3 separate regions of the Homo sapiens genome follow, and all the other regions are linked to region 3. A link is a contact called in ENCODE Hi-C or POLR2A ChIA-PET data. All regions are on one chromosome and are shown on one strand. Each heading gives the region's core, a stretch centred on a gene start or an enhancer-like site at or near the end of the contact. The rest is flanking DNA. Distances are from core to core; before and after follow the strand shown. Region 1 holds the start of ELMOD1 (ELMO domain containing 1). Region 2 overlaps ALKBH8 (alkB homolog 8, tRNA methyltransferase). Region 3 holds the start of SLC35F2 (solute carrier family 35 member F2).

Region 1 (2,923 bases), core at 167-2,666, 270 kb before region 3:
AATCTATCCCTAATGAATCTCTCCCGAGAAGCTTTTCCCTCCAAAGGTCTATCTTTTTCCAAGACGTTTATTCAGGGAGGTATCCTTCATATCTCCCTGAAAAGAAAGAAAAGTAAATAGTGGCTAATGCTTTTAACAATGATTAAAAAAATCAGAAAGGTCAAGGCTTTAAGGTCATTTAATGTGAAGAGGAAATAAGATAAATGTTCAGCATTTAAGGATTATCACTAACCCAACTTTTCATAAACACAGAATAGTGGAGGTGGAACCTGCAGAGACTTTTATTCAGGGAACATCCACTGCGGGACAGGCAGATGCTTTGGTATCCAGGCTGCTCCGCGCCGCCAGCTGCCCAAGTAATCCTCACAACAGCCCGCAGAGGTAGGTATTAACCACCCTTTGTTTTACAGGTGAGGAAACAGAGGCACAAGACGGTCAGGTAACCGGCTTGGAGTGATGAATGAAACTAAAATAAGCGCCGACCTCGAAGCTCATTTGGTCTTTCCCCAACCCCATGCGGCCTCATTAAAGAGACTTTTTTGATTAGCTATGGAGAAAACGTTCTTCATCAAACATGAAATGCAATCCGGAAGGCACAGGTTTCTCTCTCTCTCTCTCTCTCTCTCTCTCTCTCTCTCTCTCTCTCTCTCTCTCTCTCTCTCTCTCTCTCTCTCTCTCTCTCTCTCTCTCTCTCTCTCTCTCTCTCTCTGTCTGTATGAAGTGGCTTCTGGGGCCCCACGAAGCAATGTTCCCCCAAACAGCCCCGGACGAGGGTGTCTATAATTCATCCTGTTATAATTAACCCCGGGGTTACGGTATTGCTTCTAAAGCCCTTGTTGAAATGCAGATATGGACCTCGCAGGATTGACACGATCTCTCAATTACACCTAATTAAAGAGCTGGCTCTTTGAGAATCTGACCCGACTGGGCCAGGAGTGGGAAAGGCGGGGGCTGCCGGTTGGGGTGAGGGATAGGGTTCTGCAGTCCCGGGAAGGCAGGTGAAGGGTGGGGATCAGGATTGGAAGAGTCACTGGGTGCTCGGTGAGACGAGGGAGGTTGGAGCTGAACTAAAACAAAGTTTGACTTCTGGACAATTATCCAGGGAGAGGGCGGGGAACACACCTTGCCCGGACTGTCTGGGAATCCCATTGACAGGTCATCTCAGGTTCACCATCTTCCTGTCGTGGGCTCCTCCAGGGAGGCCACCCGGGAGCAATTAAACTGGGCCACACCAGCCACCTCCCACAGCAGCGGGGTCCGCAGATTTAACCCTTTCCCCCCAGATTCCGGCACTGGGTGCCGCGCTCTCTCCCCCAGCACCGCGCCCGCGCCCCCGGCTCCCGGACTGGGCATGCTCAGTAGCCGCCCGCTTCGTGCTCCCAGGGAAGCCTCTGCACGCCCTCCCCCGCTGCTCTCGGTCGCCTCCTCGCCGCCAGCCGCCCCGGGTGCATCCCGGCTTGCTCCGCTCCACGCGACCCAGATTCCTGCCCCGCCCCCGCCCCTTCCGCGCCCGCAGCCAGTGCGGCAGCCGCGGCCGCCCCTGTCCAGCCTCGGCGCCCGGGACCGAGCGCGTCGCTCGCCGCCGCGGAGCGCGTAGCCGGAGCGCCTGGGGAAGGCGGAGATGAAGACCACGCCGCCGCGCGCCGGGAGCTGCTGAGCCTACCGCCGCCAGAGTCCAGGTGATTGGCGACCCCAGAGGAGCCTAGGGAGTAGGGGCGAATGCCCTTGGGGAGGAGAGAGGTGCGGCGAGGACGCGAGGCATCACGCAAGCTGCGCTGTGCCTGGGAGGCAGCAGAAATGCTAAGCATCGGGGGCAGAGAGGGAACGGGAATGAAAGTGCACTCTGCCTTGGTGCAGGGGCTCCGGGGTCACCCAGGACAGTGATTTCCCCTTCTATCCTGTCCTCCCAATTAACACCCGAGAGGCTGCAGGTCGGCGCGAGAGGCTGTTTGCATCTCGGCCCGGGCGTAGGTCGCCTAGCGACCTAACGCCGAGGGCTCGGGGAAGGGATCCCAGACAGAGCCAAAATGGAAGGCGGGACAAGGGCGGCCTGGCTGGGGCGAGGGGCTGGTCTGGGTCCCTGGGAACCCCTTGCCTTGTGGGCTTCGGTCTCCAGGGAGGAGCTAGGCAGCCGGGCTGCGGGGCCGCCGGACTGTGGGGTCCTCCGCGCAGCGAGCTGGGAGGAGCGGTCGGCTGGGCTGTTGAGCTGCGCCTCCTCCAACTGCTGGGAAACTCCGCACTTCAATATTGGAGCATCTCTTTCCCGGGCAGGTAGAATTGGACAGCCGAGTGGGGAGTGACAGCTGACAGCTGACGGGGCTGTTAAAAGCAGAGCAGTGGAGTGTGGTGGTGGGGTGAGCTGTTGTGGGTGCTTTTTTTTGTTTTCCAAGTGTGGGTACGGGCTGTTCTGACTCAGTGTTTATGCTCAACCTCTAAGCGGCGAGTTCGGTAACACATCTTATGAATATTTCAGGAACGACCTCACGGGCTCACTTGCTTCAGATCAAGTTTAATGAATATGTTGTCAGCCTTTCTGCTCTGCACAGTGCCCTGAGCTTTCCACATTTCATCCCTTTCCCCCACCACCTAGGAAAATACGCTGCTAACCCCCAGTGGGCCGTAGATTGGTACTATCAATTGAGTCTGTCATTTGGAGAGACCAATTTTGGGCAGGCATCCAGGCATTGTTCTGCATCTCTGCAATGTATACGTTTTGTGCCGGTGGCTTGACAACCGTCCTTAACTGGTGCTGCCAATATGGTGGAAAGCAGGTAGTATGCTTGTATTGGGATAAATGTCTTAATTCATTAACCTATTATGACAACACGTAGTTACAGCAGACTTAGTCATTCCCTCCCCCAGAAGTTTTCTCGGGGGTCAGTTTAGTTGGTATTTTGCCAAAGGCACACTCTTGTATCTACAT
Region 2 (2,700 bases), core at 20-2,519, 310 kb before region 3:
ATGAGTGAATTTATATGTGTTAAAATGTCTGCAGTATGTACATATCTTTTATTATGACTATTCCCTAATTTAAGTGCAGCCAACTGGTAGTTTCATCTATACCACTTAAGCGGGCTTCTACTGTAGTTTTCTGAACTCTATTGATTTTTCTGAATTTTATTCTAGTTCTACAATCCAGATGGAGTGATATAATGCTGCTTTCTTGCTACAAAGTAAATGCACATAGTTCTAACTGAAAAGATGGAAGAATCAGTACTCCAAAGGCTCCAAATACAGCAGCATGTTCTATTTTATGATGTCATGCCATGAAACAGACTTTGTTAGCAGACTGCTGGCTGAAACAGGTATACTTCTTTGACATTATCCTTATTGAAGGGGCTTGACTAAAGAAGCTCCCACTCCACAGAAAAAAGATAAAGAGTGCCTGTTAAGAACTGTCAGCATTGAGTCTTATTTGACCAATTTATGCAAAAGAGAATGCTGGCTTCCAAGAGATCCTGAAAGATGAGAAAATTACATAAAAATAGAAGAATCTTCAGAACTTAAGTTACTAAGGAAAGTGCTTAAAAGTGAAAAATAGAATTCAATGTATAAAAAATGACATGATCAAACAAGGTAGACCATTTATTTATTTCTGGCCCACAAACCAGCAGATCTACTTGTCTACTCCAGAAGTTTTGAATGTTAGAGACCCACAGGATAAAAGGAAAAATGAAGATTGGCCCAATGCCACTTTAATTATACTATGATGCAACTAAAGAACCCACATGAGAATTACACTCTTTTCCCACATCTACATCAATATACATATAGAGCCATACAGAAGTCACCATGGCTTTAGATACAAACCACACACACACACACACACACACACACACACACACACACACACACAAAGAAGGAGAAATACACACCCACCAGGATGGTAGATCACTATCTTTTTAATGCTAAAGGCACTACAGAGACAGAGTAAAAAAATCATAAATAAGCTATAAAGAATGAGAGAAAGGAGAGAGGAGCTACACAGCAGAGACAATCCATTTTTCAGAACTTCAGGAAATGAAAATATTCCAAGGACTCTCAGATAAGAATAAAGTATGGGGCCTGGAATCAAGATAAAAACTAAAAGAAGAGATTGTTTGGCTTCTGAGGCTGTAAACATTGCTTATATAGGCAAATATTGAGGGCTGAATTTGAGGTTGGAGATGAAGCCAGTATGTCTGCGGTCCAGACTGTATTGTTGTTTTAAGTGGTATAAAGAAAATGTCTGGGTGTTTTTTCCAGTTTGTGCTAAAGATCTGAAAATAATGAAACATTTGTCCATTAAAACAATAAACTCTTAGAACAGAAGTACCCTGTGAGTCATTCTGATTGACCAGACTGGGAATACAAAACAAAAAACAATGACTAAAAAAACCCATTCAGCTAGGTATTTCAAGATACTGCATAAATAATTTTTACTCAGTACCCTATGACTCAACATAGGAGTCAGGCAGGACTCAACAGGTATTTGCTGAAAGCATGAGCCTGGAAAGAGAGCAGGAAATATACTGAAAGACGTGGCCTTCTATAGCAAACATTCAGCAGATGGGGTCTTTACTACCCAACTATCCAATTATCCCCACCCACTGAGTTGCAAAAGTCATCATAATAAGAAATATTTACTGATGAACGGACTTCCATAAAATTAGTACTTGCCCAAATAGCTCTCTCTCTCTTCAATATCAGCAGCTATCTCTGCCCATTATGGTAATCCCTTTGGTCAGTCTTTCAGTGAATGTTGATTATATAAATACTAGCCAGTGCAATGCAAACCCAAAACTAATTGAAATTGCAATTCTCACAAAAGATGGACTTCCCGAAATTGATAAAAGGGATGTCAGAGGACCATTTAAATCACATGCAAATCCATTAAACATCTGAAAATCTGGCAGAGTCAGGACTTTCACAACGAAGAGAAAAATAAAGCAAATAACACAACAACGCACTCTTTATAATCAAGCTATAAAAGTCAAATAAAGGAATTTTTATCATGCTACCATATTTTATCAGAAAAACAAGACCAAAAACAAAGTTCACGTGACTCATTCTTTGTTCTAAAAAATTAGTACATAGTTGTAATATAACCTAAAAATTGTTAAATAAAATTTTTCTTTAAAAATCATCTTCATAAATTTTAGTTTCGTTTTCCCAGATAAGTCCTAATCAAAAGTTTTCTTCCTTATTTATAATAGAAGTTAGGTATTGGTTTTAGGGAGATGCACATTAAATAGTTATTTTCATTATCAGCTGACCAACTCTTACGGTACTTGATGAACTGAGTTATCTGCCCAACAACATTACTAGTTTATTATCATAAAAGGTTATAGCAAGGGCATCTCTCAAAACATGCCTGGCCAGCAAAGGCAGGCTGCAATTTACGGCAGGACAAATTCATCAGTGAAGGATTACCTAAAAACAAAAGCCTAGTAGACTTCACAGGTATATGTTATTGTCATATAACCCGATGCAGCCTACTCCTTGGATATTTCCCTAAGCTCATCCTCAGTTAGGGGAGCACTGAGTATTTGAGATGGAAAGAAATTGGTTGGTTCCTTGATGAAATTACCGACCTGAGCCAACAAGTTAAAACTTTTGGAACCAGCCTTCCTTGAGATATCTTGTTATATGAGATATTAACTTGTTTTGCCTTGTAATCAT
Region 3 (2,822 bases), core at 203-2,702:
GAGAGAGAGGGAAGGAAGGAAGGAGAGAGGGAGAGAGGGAGGGAAGGGAGGGAACTGGAGCACAGAGAACTGACTTGTCCAAGGTCACCCAGCCAGGATTTGAGTCCAGAATGTGAGTGCCCTTAGCCATTACACTGAATTGCCTCCCAGCTGAGAACTTTTAACAAATGTATCAGGACATACACAACTGGATGCTACAAGGTGGTTTTCGGCCAACTTTCCCCTTTAAACACATGCATCAATTTCAAACTATTTATATGATAAAAAATGCTTACACCTTTATCGATCTCGTTTTTAAAATGGTATGGCTTTTCAGGACTATCTTTCACAATCGTTAAAGGGAAATTCGCTTTGTTAATATGAAAAAAAAATCAAATATCTGTTTCATGAGTTGTCAGTGGCCAACGCTGTTTAGACTACGGCTTGAACGCATCACCCCTTAAAGATCATCTTGTGGCCTTGGGCAAATTGCTTAGCCTTCTTTGTTTCTCCAGCGGCAAAGTGGATATAACAATAGTACCATCTCCTAAAGTGGTGAGGATTAGCTGATATTATCCATATAAATTGTTATGCACAGTACCTGACACAGAGCGAGTGCCCAATAAATGTCTTTCACTATTTAGGTCCTGGGTTCTCTCATTTCCAGAGTGCAAGTCCTCCAGCAACCACAGAAACGCTTTCTAGAGTCGCTGCCCACTCCTTAAAAACATTTGTCCCTACTTCGCACAGAGCATAGTGATACCACAAACAGGCTTCCCTGGACCCCAGCCCTGGGGGTGGCTATATCACCTCGCTCAGGCCCAGGAAGAGAGAGCCGGCTCTGGTCTCCCACCCGGCAGCAGCACAAAACTTAACCAGGATTTCTCACTTCGGTCAACTCTTGAATCACCGCGCCCAGTCTGGCTGGCTCGGCAGCAGATGGAATGAGGGCGCCGGCGCCAGGAAGTGGCGCTCACCCACCTGCCCAGCCCGAGGTGGGCACTCCTCCTTCACAGCATCCCCGGGGACCTCGTCCCTCCACCGCGGAACGCCCCAGAGGACCGACCTAATAGTGCCACAGGGTGGGTTTCCCCCCAAATCCTCCAAAATACATCGCCACGATTTCGAAACGGGAGCCGAGGGAGACGCACCAAGTGCTTCCCGACGCCAGGTGAAGCGCACCATACCTGGTGTGCGTGTTGAGCCCCGAACCGAAGTCCGTGCGGCCGCCACCTCTGCCTCCCTGCTGGGGGCCTCAGAGAGTGTGCTCCTTGTCCACGTGCGCGCAGGGCCCGCAGCCGCCCCCACGCCCCAGCGGAGCTGCAGCACGCCCCTTCCACTCACCAGGTGAAGAGTTTGCCTTTTATCCTGCGCAGCAGGCTGGAGAACTCGGCCGCCGCTCCCTCCGCGAGGGGCTCTGGGGCGCCGGGGCCCGCTGGCGAGTCTGCCTCCATCGGCGCCCTTGCGCGTCTCCGGCGCCCAAAACCCCCGAAGTGCCGGGTCCCGGAAGACGGGAGGCGGTGCCTGTGCGGCCGGCTGGGGCTCCGCTCTGGCCCTGCGCTCCCTCCCTCGCTCGCTTGCTCGCGTCCCTCTCGCTCCTCCGCTCGGCTCCTTCAGCGACCAATCATTAACTGTCAAGCCCTAAGGGCCAGACAATACATTTGCAGATTACAACCTGGCACCTCCAGGGTGGCAGGAGGAGAAAGGGCAATTTTTTTTTCGTCTTGGCAGCCGAGCCTTATTGTTGAGCGGCACCCAGTGTGCCTTCAGGTTTTTAGGGTTCCTTGTTTGAAATCACAAGATACAGTGACACGAGGTTATTGTAGGTGATTCCTAAGCTAAGAAGCGGTGAGTGAGCAGTGAGTTAGAAGCAGTGAGTGAGCCGGGACTCTCCTAACTGGAAGGACTGGCTGACCCCTCCTCTTCCCTCCCACTCTCCCTCCCTCTGGCTGATTTGTACAAAATCGCTTCATTAAAATAACTGAAGGCTGGCAGGGCGCGTTGGCTCACACCTGTAATCCCAACGCTTTGGGAGGCCGAGACGGGTGGATCACCTGAGGTCAGGAGTTCGAGACCAGACTGGGAAATATGGTGAAACCCCGTCTCTACTAAAAATACAAAAATTAGCCGGGCGTGGTGACGGGTGCCTGTAGTCCCAGCTACTCGAGAGGCTGAGGCAGGAGAATCGCTTGAACCCAGGAGGCGGCGGTTGTGAGCCAAGATCGCGCCTTTGCACTCCAGCCTGGGCAACAGAGGGAGACGTCGTCTTAAAAAAAAAAAAAAAAAAAAAAAAAACCTGAAGGCGCTTCAGGTCTGTGTCGCTTTTCCCTGCAAAACATGGGTAAGATCCTAAAAAGATCTTGGAAACGTGCCTTTGTGGCGTGGATGGAGGCGTGGCTCATTCCTCGCGGTGTGTTGGTTTTGTCTTTCAGTATTCAGTTGTCTCCGCCGTGCCAGGGAGAGAGACGGTGCCAACCCCCGGCGCTCGGCTTGGATGCCCTGCCCTGGCCACGCCTTCCGAGGCTTCCACGGGCTAAAGAGGGATTAAGAGACACTAAGCTGGGGTCGAAAAGTTCCTGTCACTGACCCCCTGCTTCCGGAAAGGAGGAGATCCAGAAAACAAAAGAAAAGGTGTTGGGACCTTTTATTTTTTCCTGGCCACCTGCTTTGGGGGTTGGGGTGGGTCAAAATAAACGTAGGTTCAAATAGACAGGCTGTGCAGACGAGCTGGCAATTCTGTAAGAGGAGTCTAAGAAAAAAAACAGCTTTCGAAAATGAAATATTACTTCAGGAACCCCAAGTTTAGCAGCTGCAGGAACCTCAAAAAAACCTTTGAAACTAAG

What was found. Hi-C counts contacts between places; a loop is a spot of excess contacts on that map. ChIA-PET counts read pairs that join two places held with the same protein, here RNA polymerase II (POLR2A). Pooled maps may share reads with other maps.
Region 1: a pooled map shows a loop between it and region 3 (4-fold over the local background). The contact joins the promoter of ELMOD1 here to the promoter of SLC35F2 in region 3. A Hi-C loop is called at or near these places in 8 of 50 pooled maps. POLR2A ChIA-PET finds 5 or more read pairs at or near these places in 3 of 52 experiments (CD8-positive, alpha-beta memory T cell, H1 and activated T-cell).
Region 2: a map of IMR-90 shows a loop between it and region 3 (20-fold over the local background). The contact joins the enhancer-like site here to the promoter of SLC35F2 in region 3. A Hi-C loop is called at or near these places in 1 of 168 maps with a recorded cell type or tissue (IMR-90) and 6 of 50 pooled maps. POLR2A ChIA-PET finds 5 or more read pairs at or near these places in 2 of 52 experiments (PC-9 and WTC11).

What each region holds. Positions count from the first base shown.
Region 1 is chr11:107,589,731-107,592,653 of GRCh38, forward strand. It overlaps ELMOD1 (ELMO domain containing 1), which reads left to right and starts at 1,417. Exons shown (of 12, transcript NM_018712.4): 1 at 1,417-1,679. RefSeq lists silencers at 1,300-1,409, 1,470-1,609 and an enhancer at 1,860-1,919.
Region 2 is chr11:107,543,967-107,546,666 of GRCh38, forward strand. The region is part of intron 7 of ALKBH8 (alkB homolog 8, tRNA methyltransferase); the gene reads right to left. Among named protein-coding and RNA genes, the nearest start is that of ALKBH8, 20 kb to the right of the region's middle. Within about 2 kb of position 1,270, at least 4 of the 41 ENCODE cell types and tissues checked have a DNase peak (open chromatin) inside an H3K27ac peak, as active enhancers do.
Region 3 is chr11:107,857,335-107,860,156 of GRCh38, forward strand. It overlaps SLC35F2 (solute carrier family 35 member F2), which reads right to left and starts at 1,453. Exons shown (of 8, transcript NM_017515.5): 1 at 1,324-1,453. The coding sequence starts at 1,433. LOC124902746 (a long non-coding RNA gene) reads left to right here and starts at 1,896. Exons shown (of 2, transcript XR_007062876.1): 1 at 1,896-2,320; 2 at 2,412-2,822. RefSeq lists an enhancer at 979-1,048 and a silencer at 1,269-1,578.